2 separate regions of the Mus musculus genome follow, and region 2 is linked to region 1. The links are chromatin loops, found by intact Hi-C in ENCODE. Cell type or tissue: heart. All regions are shown on one strand. Links, peaks and the distances in the headings refer to the core of each region. The heading gives the core; the rest is flanking DNA. Region 1 holds the start of Deaf1 (DEAF1, transcription factor). Region 2 holds the start of Gm51460.

What was found. Peaks named below come from ENCODE experiments on the same cell type or tissue, not always from the same donor. Only the 100,000 strongest peaks of a DNase experiment are listed, where the experiment ranks them.
Region 2: a loop joins it to region 1, with 2.1 times the contacts of the local background. A loop is called at or near these places in 1 of 42 quality-filtered maps.

Annotation. Positions count from the first base shown.
Region 1 is chr7:141,325,455-141,329,840 of GRCm38, forward strand. Deaf1 (DEAF1, transcription factor) reads right to left here and starts at 2,271. Exons shown (of 12, transcript NM_016874.3): 1 at 1,825-2,271. The coding sequence starts at 2,116. Tmem80 (transmembrane protein 80) reads left to right here and starts at 2,676. Exons shown (of 6, transcript NM_001141950.1): 1 at 2,676-2,812. In heart, for the core only: no CTCF peak of the experiment used is centred there; DNase peaks (open chromatin) are centred at 1,637, 2,247 and 2,697; H3K4me3 peaks cover 3,159 bases; H3K27ac peaks cover 2,582 bases.
Region 2 is chr7:141,225,704-141,230,089 of GRCm38, forward strand. It overlaps Gm51460, which reads right to left and starts at 3,913. Exons shown (of 1, transcript XM_030243134.1): 1 at 2,503-3,913. The coding sequence starts at 3,508. The coding sequence ends at 3,020. It overlaps Phrf1 (PHD and ring finger domains 1), which reads left to right and starts at 3,085. Exons shown (of 18, transcript NM_001081118.1): 1 at 3,085-3,188. In heart, for the core only: CTCF peaks have their summits at 1,005 (motif pointing right) and 2,730 (motif pointing right); DNase peaks (open chromatin) are centred at 2,268, 2,818 and 2,948; H3K4me3 peaks cover 1,887 bases; H3K27ac peaks cover 2,101 bases.

The DNA.
Region 1 (4,386 bases), core at 304-4,303:
AGAAAGAAAGAAAGAAAGAGAGAGAGAGAGAGAGAGAGAGAGAGAGAGAGAAAGAGAGAAAGAGAGAAAGAGAGAAAGAGAGAAAGAGAGAAAGAGAGAAAGAAAGAAAGAGAAAGAAGCTCCAGGAAAGGGACCAGAGATGGCTCAGCAGTTAAGAGCACTGTCTGCTCTTCCAAAGATCCTAGATTCAATTCCCAGCACCCACATAAGTGGCTTACAACTCCCTATAACTCCAGTTCCAAAGGAACCGAAGCCTTTTTCTGACTCCAAGGGGATCAAGCAAACATAGAGATACATGCAGGCAAAGCAGCCACACACATTAAATAAATTAACTTTAGAAAAAGAAGAACAACAACTCTGGGAAGAGATCCGGATGGCTCAGAAATTTTGAGCATGCTGTTCTTTCAGAGGACCCAAGAACCTATGTGAGGTCCTCACAACCATGTGTAACTCTAGCTCCAAGAGGAATTGCAGGCACCTGCAATCACATATATACACATAAAAATATATATATATATCTTTTTTTTTAAAGCTCTAGGAAGCTTCCCTCACTCCTGTGACTGGATCTAGGCTTCAGGTAGGTAGGTACAGCAGAAAACACGCGGAAGCAAGGGTTCTCCACCACTGCGTTCCAGTGCCAACGGTCTGAACACCCACCCAGAGTTAAGCTTCAGCTCTGATGTGCCCTGAATAAAAGCCCAATGCCAAGCCTGCAGCTTCACACTGGAAAGAACGAAACAAGACGCATGGCAAAATGATGGTCTTCCAAGGATTCGCATGTACAAGCATAAAACATATAAGAGCTCCAATTGGTAGGGAGTTCAACACTCAGGAAGGTCAAAGGGTGGGGTGTGTGGTGGGATTGTAGGAGGCAGTTTGGTGTGGTATCACCTGTACAGGGTGATACAGCTCAGCTCAAGGCTCCATTTGTCATAAAACATGAGAATCGGGTGCTCTTTGTGTGAGAAAACAGAAGGAGAAAAATGGAAAACTAAGTGATGGAGAAGGAGGGGATATCTGCATAGGAAGACTAGGAGATACAGCACGGAGCAGCTCATGTCACAATATAAAGCAAGGCTGGTTTCTGCATCGTTACCTTTGCAAGGTTGCCTGCCTTGGATGACTCTCTTGCCCCTCTCATGTCACACTTGAACTGGCCTTTGAGACAGACAGGTCTACCAGCAGTAATGCTGCTGACCATACCTGGGGCACCTCTAGAACAGAACTCACATGTGACCCATCTGTGCTCTCAGCTCCCAGGAAGCAGCAGGAGAGGACAAGGCAGGTGGTAGGTACTGAGAAAGTTCCAAAGGGTAAAACAGACAAAGAACAGAGAGGCACACTCACACAAGGGAGACACGTCTGTATACAGTGCAGAGCAAGGCTAGAGGAGTGAGAGTGTGCTGTGCGTGTGCATGTGTGTGTGCAAGATGGGCATGCAGGGCACTGTGAGATGCAGGGCAGGGAAAGAGCAAGGGTGCAAGTCATTGTGAGATGCATGGGCAGGTGCAGAGTAGGTGTTCAGGGCATTGTGAGTGCACGGGCAGGTGTGAAGTGCACAGGTGGTACAGAGCATGTATGGGGGGCAGGTGTCAGGTGCAGGGGCATGGACAGAGGCAGGGCAGGCGTGCAGGTCACTGTGAGGTGCACTGGCAGGGCAGGTGCTGGGCAGGTGTGCAGGACAGGTGGAAGAGAGCCTTCCCTGGAAGACAGATGTGCATGACAGATGCACAAAGCATATGGAAAGTGGCCTGTGCCTGGTGCATGTGTTCAGAGCTTGCACGCGGGAACCCGGTGAGGCGCGAGGCCGGCGGGCGCACTTGCCTGCGAAGGCGGCGGCGGCGGCGGCGGCCTCATCGGGGCTGGGCAGAGCCTCGGTACCCATATCCATGTGCCCAGATTCGGCCGCCATCACCGCCACAGCGGTGACCCGCCGCGTCTCGCGCTCCGCCTCGGAGTCTGCGTCCTCCTCCGAGTCCTCGTCTCTGCTTAACACCGGCTCCTCCGCCTCGCTTTCCGCTGCGGCCGCGGCGGCCGCCGCCACCGCGGCAGCGGCCGCCACAGCTGCCGCCTCGGCCAGGCCCAGCTGTTTTGCCGCCGAGTCCGAGTCCTCCATACGGACTCCACCGAGTCCGCCCGAAGGCGCTGTCCGGGACCGCCCGAAGCGCCAGGCACCGAGCCCGAAGCGGGGCCCGAAGAGGCCGCCCGAGTTGGGCCGAGGCCGCCCGAAGCCACCGCCCGAGCAGCGACCGAAGAGGCAGTCTGACGCCCGCCGAACCGAGCCGAAGCTGCCCGCAGAGCCGAGCTGATGGCCCGAGTGTAGAACCGAGCAGCTCCGAAGTTTCCCGAAGCGCAGAATCTAGATAATACGAATGGTCCCGAAGCTTCCCGAAAGCTTACGAGCGTTTCTTGCTCGCTGTCTAAGAAGCGGATCTGACTGTGGTCACCGACCGATAGAGCTGGCCGGCTCTGGGCAGTTTCTCCCCTGCTTCCAACGAAGTCTGGGTTCGCAGACAGACCCTGGCGCCACGGGATTTCTCCAACCCCCTCTCGGGGCGGCGAAAGCCGAACCCACACGAGGCCTCGCCGAACTCCGCCGAATACCTCCGAGCCGAGTTCTCCGGAGCCTCAGTGCCCGCCTCCTTCTATCCGAAAGCTCCCGAGTATTGCCGGACGGGAGAATCGGGCCTCGGCCGCTGTCGGACGCTCGCTGCACCGCGCGGCGGGAGGAGCGAAGATGGCGGGAGGGTGCGGCCAAGAGGCTGCTGGGATTGTGGCGGACCCAGCGGCAAAATGGCGGCCGTGCGGCCAGGTGAGGCGGGCGGGGCTACGCGATCGCAGGGACAGTGTGGTCTCATGCTGTCACGATGAGAGGCTGTCTGGGCTGGCTCTGCAACTCCTCTGATTGTCACCTTGTTATTCCGGAACCTGGTGGCTTAAGCCCACTAGCCCGGATTTCTGCGCCGGAGTTGGAGAGCGAGGGGTGGGGGGGGTGTCTTCCGGTTGGGCGTGGGGGCACTTCGGGTATCCCGGCGGCTGTCCCGAAGCTCGTCTCTGTATTCCAGTGATATACCTGAGGCACACACTGGGATACGCCCCTGTATACAACCATATCACACCTTCTGTGACCCGGGGTCCACCTGTGGATTACCCAGAGTACACTATGGTGGCATACGAACTACACAACCATATTTCACTAAAGCTGACATGCATGGCATACCTATGGCTCATCCTGAGCACACCCTTGGCATACCCGCTGCTCACCCCGAGTACGCCCTTGATACACCTATCTCTCATTTTTTCGATATACCCTTGGCACACCGGGTTTACACATTGAGAATATCCAGGACAACCATATACGTATATTCAGCTCACCCCTGGCATATCCACAATACACTCGAGTTCCCCTGTTGCTCACCCCAGATGTAAGGATGAATAAGAATTACGTTTGTAGGGAAAAAAAATGACTTAGTCAACCTCAAACAACTAAAGCAGGCTTGTTCCAGAGACGTGGCTGTTAAATTCTGGCCATTTGATGATCAGGGCACAGGATCTAGTCACTCAATGACCACAGTTAGTTCAAGACAATAGGCCACTCGCTTTAGACTGGGGTTTTTGTAGCTAAGGGTAGGGAAAGGGTGCTTGTTAAGAGCATTCTAGATAAGTTAGCTGTTTTCCTTAGACAAACTGGTTTTGGAATTTCTGGGTCTTTTGTCTTCTTTTGCACCCGTAGGGTGTCTGGGATAGGGATTGGTGTCTGAAGTCAAGGTCAGCTGCTTTTCTTCCCCAGTTCTCAAATTCCTGGCTTTCTGGAACTTTGAGTCCGTTGGCTTTGATGGGATTTTTTTTTTTTTAAACCAGGTATAGCTGTGACACACCCAGTGTGTCCTAGGGTACATCTTGTCACACCTGCAGCTTACCACATATTCATTCATAGCATGCCTCTGGCATGCGCTAGACTCCAGATATTCATAGCATACATTCAGCTCATCCCAAGCACACTTATAGTTCTCCTCAGCACCTCCAAGGCATACCTGAAGTATACCTTGGTACACCCATGGCATACCTGGTTTACACCAGACACAACCAAGGCATAATGTCAGTTTACCCTGGGTGAATACACACCCATACACACACACACACACACACACACACACACACACACCTGTGGCTAACCTGAGTCCCGGGCAGCCAGAAGGTGCTGTAGTCAATATTTCACCATGGCTGAGTCCCAGGCTAAATGAGGAGGTCTGAGCTCAGATGATATGCAGGCAGGGTCCAGTGCTAGCAATATGGAACAGAAACTGGTCTTAGCCAGCTCAGACCAGTGTTTGTCCATCCATCCATCCATCCAGTTTCCCAATGTTCCTTAATGAAGCAAATTTC
Region 2 (4,386 bases), core at 319-4,318, 100 kb before region 1:
TTTCTCCCTGTATTCACTAGACCAGTATTCACAGTGGCCCCTGCAGCAAGCATGACCAACATCCATCTCTATCTTACAACAAAGGATGCTGTGGTGGCTCTTCCTGGTTGTCAACTTGACTCTATTTGGAATGAACTACAATCCAGAATTGGAAGGCTCACCAGTGACCCTTATCTGGAGGCTGGGAGACAGAAGTTTCTGATCTGGATCTTGGTATGGAGATCTTGAGGCATAGTGGCTATGGATTCCAGAAGATTAAATATCCGGATTCAAGGTCATCTGGGATTAAAGGTGTGGTGGAACACACCTTTAATCTGGCCTATACCTTCTGCTGGAGAGACCATATAAGGACATTGGAAGAAGGGAGTCTCGCTCTTGCTCCTTTGCCTGCTTGCCATGTGGGACTGAGTAACTGCTAGATCCTTGGACTTCCGTTCACAGCTGCTACTGAACCATTGTTGGGAATTGGGCTGCACTGTAAGTCATCAATAAATTCCTTTACTATATAGAGACTATCCCTAAATTCTGTGACTCTAGAGAGAGATCCCTGACTAATATAGATACTAAGTCACAAAGAGGATGGGGAGCTAACCTCAAGCTACACAAGTGATGGTCTAAAGTACCTGAGTCTAGATCCTCCTCCATCTGCATGCAATTGAATGGTTCACAGAAAAGGGAGGACAGGACGTGTTCCAAGGGAACTGTTTCTGACACCGTCCTTTTTTCTTTACTTCCAAGCAGTAACAATATTTTTAAAGTTATTAGTTCTGTGTTTGTATGTGGGCATATACACAAGAGCAGGTGCCCTCAGAGGCCAGAGGCATTGAATCTCTTGGAGCTGGAGTTGAAGACGGTTGAGAGCCACCATGCGGGTGCTGGGGATTGAACTCTGGTTCTCTGGAAGAGTAGCAACCACCTCTCTAAACCCACCATTAGGAATATTGATAATTTTCCTTTTTTTTAAAAAAAGACTTATTGTGTATACCTAATTCTGTCTGCATGTATGTCTACAGGCCAGAAGAGGGCGCCATATCTCATTATAGATGGTTGTGAGTCAACTTGTGGTTGCTGGGAATCGAACTCAGGACCTCTGGAAGAGCAGCCAATGCTCTTAACCTCTGAACCATCTTTCAGCCACAATATTTCTCCTTTTTAAACTCCTTTAAATTTCCTCTTCTTAGCTAATTCTACTTATCGTTCTCTTCCCAGCAAATCAGCGAATTTACTGCATAGTTACCATGCTGGCCTTTCCTGTTCAGTCTTCTGAGTTTCTCTATACTTCCTCCAAGACTGATACTCTCAGAGTCTCAGATGGGCCTTACTCCCAGCCCCATCGTTTTTGAGTTAAGAGTCTCATGTAGTCTAGACTGTTTTTGAACTCCCTGTGTATGCAAGGATGACCTTCTATATAATCTTGCCTATGCTTCCATATCTAATTTATTTTGTGCCAGGGATGAACCCATGGCTCTGGGCATGCCAGTCAAGCACCCCTCCATCTTAACCACCCCCCTGCTCCCAGGTCCTTTCTTTCCTTTGAGACAAAGAGGGTCTCTTTGTAGCTCTGGCTGTTCTGGAACTTGCTATGTGCTCCAGGCTAGCCTTGAACTCACACTGGTCCGCCTGTCTCTTCTGAGAGTAAAGGTTATGTCACCCTGTCCAGCCCCAGATCCCTTCTTGATGTATGTGTTTGCTTCTCCTTTTCTTGTTTTCTTCAGTACCCTACCCTTGAGTTTCTTTGTAGAATCTGGACTTTTTAGCACTGAAAGTCCCAGGTTCCAAAGCTGGTCCCCACTACCACCACATTTTATCTCCAAGGCAGCCTTTTGTCCTCTGCTCTCTGGGGATAACCCTAGCTTTCCCTCTTCTAAGTAGACTCCTATCTCCTCATCTTCATATTCTTCCTTCCCTCTCCTCCCTGCCCCTCTCATCCAGTTTCTCAGTAAATCTACAGTCTGTCTTCTCCTCCTTTCTTTTTCTTTTCTTTTCTTTTCTTTTTTTTTTTTTCTTTCTTTCTTTCTTTCTTTCTTTCTTTCTTTCTTTCTTTCCTTTTTTTTTTTTGTTGTTGTTCTTGTTGTTTTCGAGACAGGGTTTCTCTGTATAGCCCTGGCTGTCCTGGAACTCACTCTGAAGACCAGGCTGGCCTTGAACTCAGAAACCCGCCTGCCTGCCTCTGCATCCCAAGTGCTGGGATTAAAAGCGTGCACCACCACTGCCCGGCTACAGTCTGTCTTCTATTCCTATCAAAAGCCATCCCTTCTGAGCCACAGTGGTCCCTGGACCACAAAATGGGCAGTTGAGTCCAGTGAGCCATGATTGCCACCTGTTTAGTACCTCAGTGTCCTCTGATCCCCTCAGCCTCTAGGTCAGTCTCAGTTTTGTGGGTCTGAATTTTCCCTGAGTCCTCTCATGGTTCTTCCCCTAATCCTATTATGCTCCATACTTTGACCCCTCTCACCAGGCCTTTATGCGTACTAGGCAAGAAAGTGTCCTACTGCCAGGCGGTAACCTCTAGTTCTGTTCTTTCTATTAATTATCTGTGCCATACAATTAAGTTCTTCACGGTGTTCACAAGTTACTGTGCCTCTCCTCGCCGGGCTGAAGGGGACGGAGGAGCTCGTATATACAGGATCCATCATGATTAACTGCATACTGGAAGGGAACCTGAAGACCCAGGGGACATCCTGAAGCTTTTCTCTAGCGCTCCTCCAGCCGCGGGCTGCAGTTAAGTCCAGCCACCAGGAGGAGGCGCTCACGGGAGGGCGGGACGGTTGTGGGCGGAGACGTGGTCCCGGGGCCGCTCCCATTCATCGCGGCGGATGGGGAGTCGGACTGTACCAACTGCATGGAGGTGAGACCCACAGCCTGGTTTAGTGCACTGGTGAGAGCTCGGACAGCACACGCTCAGCAAAACACTGCTCTCCTCTGACAGTACTTGTGATGGGCTAGTCGGTGTTCTGAGAGGAAGGGGACGCGCTAACGTCTCGTCATCCTCCGCCGCGAGTTCCTCCCCGTTTTGGCCTTAGTAGTTTCCACCAACGGGCAGGGCAGAAAGTTCCGGAAGAGTATGGGTGCACTTCCGGGTCGGGGAGCGCGCGGCGACGGCGGCGGCGGCTGACCGGCCTACTTGCGGTCGTGTTCGGACAGAGGCGGGATCGTCTAGGAGCGTCCGGGAGGCGCGAGGTTCCCGGGTACGTGCGGTAGCCGCTCTGGCCCGGTGTCCCTGTCGCGTCCGGCCGCGCGGGCCACCTATGGTGGCCGTACGCTTTGTCTGTGGCCTTCCGGGCCGGCTAGGCCTACGTCGCTCTGGCCGCGGGTCGGTCCGGAGGACGAGAGGGTGGCTGAGGCCTCGAGCTGAGCCCCGGAACGTCCGGCTGCGACCGGGAGGCCCATGGGCGTGGTGCCGGCCACCTGTCTGGTCATGCGGGAACCTGGACTGGTGCATAAGAAAGGTGTGACCCCTAGCTACCTGGTTTTCTGTCCTGATGGCCCTCGCCCTGGCCAGCACCATCTGAACTTGCCCAAATTGTGCTTGATGTCGCGATTATCGTTTTCCTTAGTTCGAGGAGCCCTCCCAGCATTCTCGAGTAGGCACCACTGTCGGAGCTTTACAGCCATAGTTCGGAGAGGTAAAGTCACTTGTCAGTGTTACATCGCTGCAGAGTGGCAGAGCCAACATTGCTTTCAAACCTGTCTTCCTGTCTTGTGTTTGAACCCCGGGTTGCTCCCATCGTGTCTTGAAAGGAGTACTCTGCAACAGAAAACAGTAACGTGTCTGGCGACTGTCATCTTGGCCAGTGGTTGGAAGCACAGTTGGAGTTTGAGATTGACTTGCAGCTCGGCATTCCTCCTTTCTCCCCATAGACCACTCTATACTCATTCCTCTGGGAAGAATGCTGAGTGAAAAGGGCAACCTGTGGCGTCACTCAGCACTGAGAGAAAGCCAAGACTTGTGTGAGTGAGGTTCACAGAGTTCCTTATAGCTCCTCTTTTCTGAAAACTGGGACCATGACCGAGGTCCCCGTCATGAATGGGCCAAAGCTCTGTGTCTATCTCAGTCTGCATTTTCTAATATCAGAGACGGTGTGTTTCAGCAGGAGTCTGTGGCAAATTCTCTGAGCACCAGGTAGACGTAAGATAGTTTATCAGAACTCTTCTCCCTTTACTGTTCCCAGGCAGGAGCAACATGTGACAATTGACATTCCTTAAGTTATGCCCTCTGTGTTTAGAGACCATCAGCTCTTCTCCTGGCCTTTGACCTCTTGGAGAAGGGTTTCGCCCTTCCCTGTGGCTTTGAGTGGATAGCCTGTGTGTTCTTGAGGCCGATGGACCTCTAGGATCTGGGGCCCCTGATCTTGAGCCCTATTTTTCAGCTTTCTTATGCTGTTT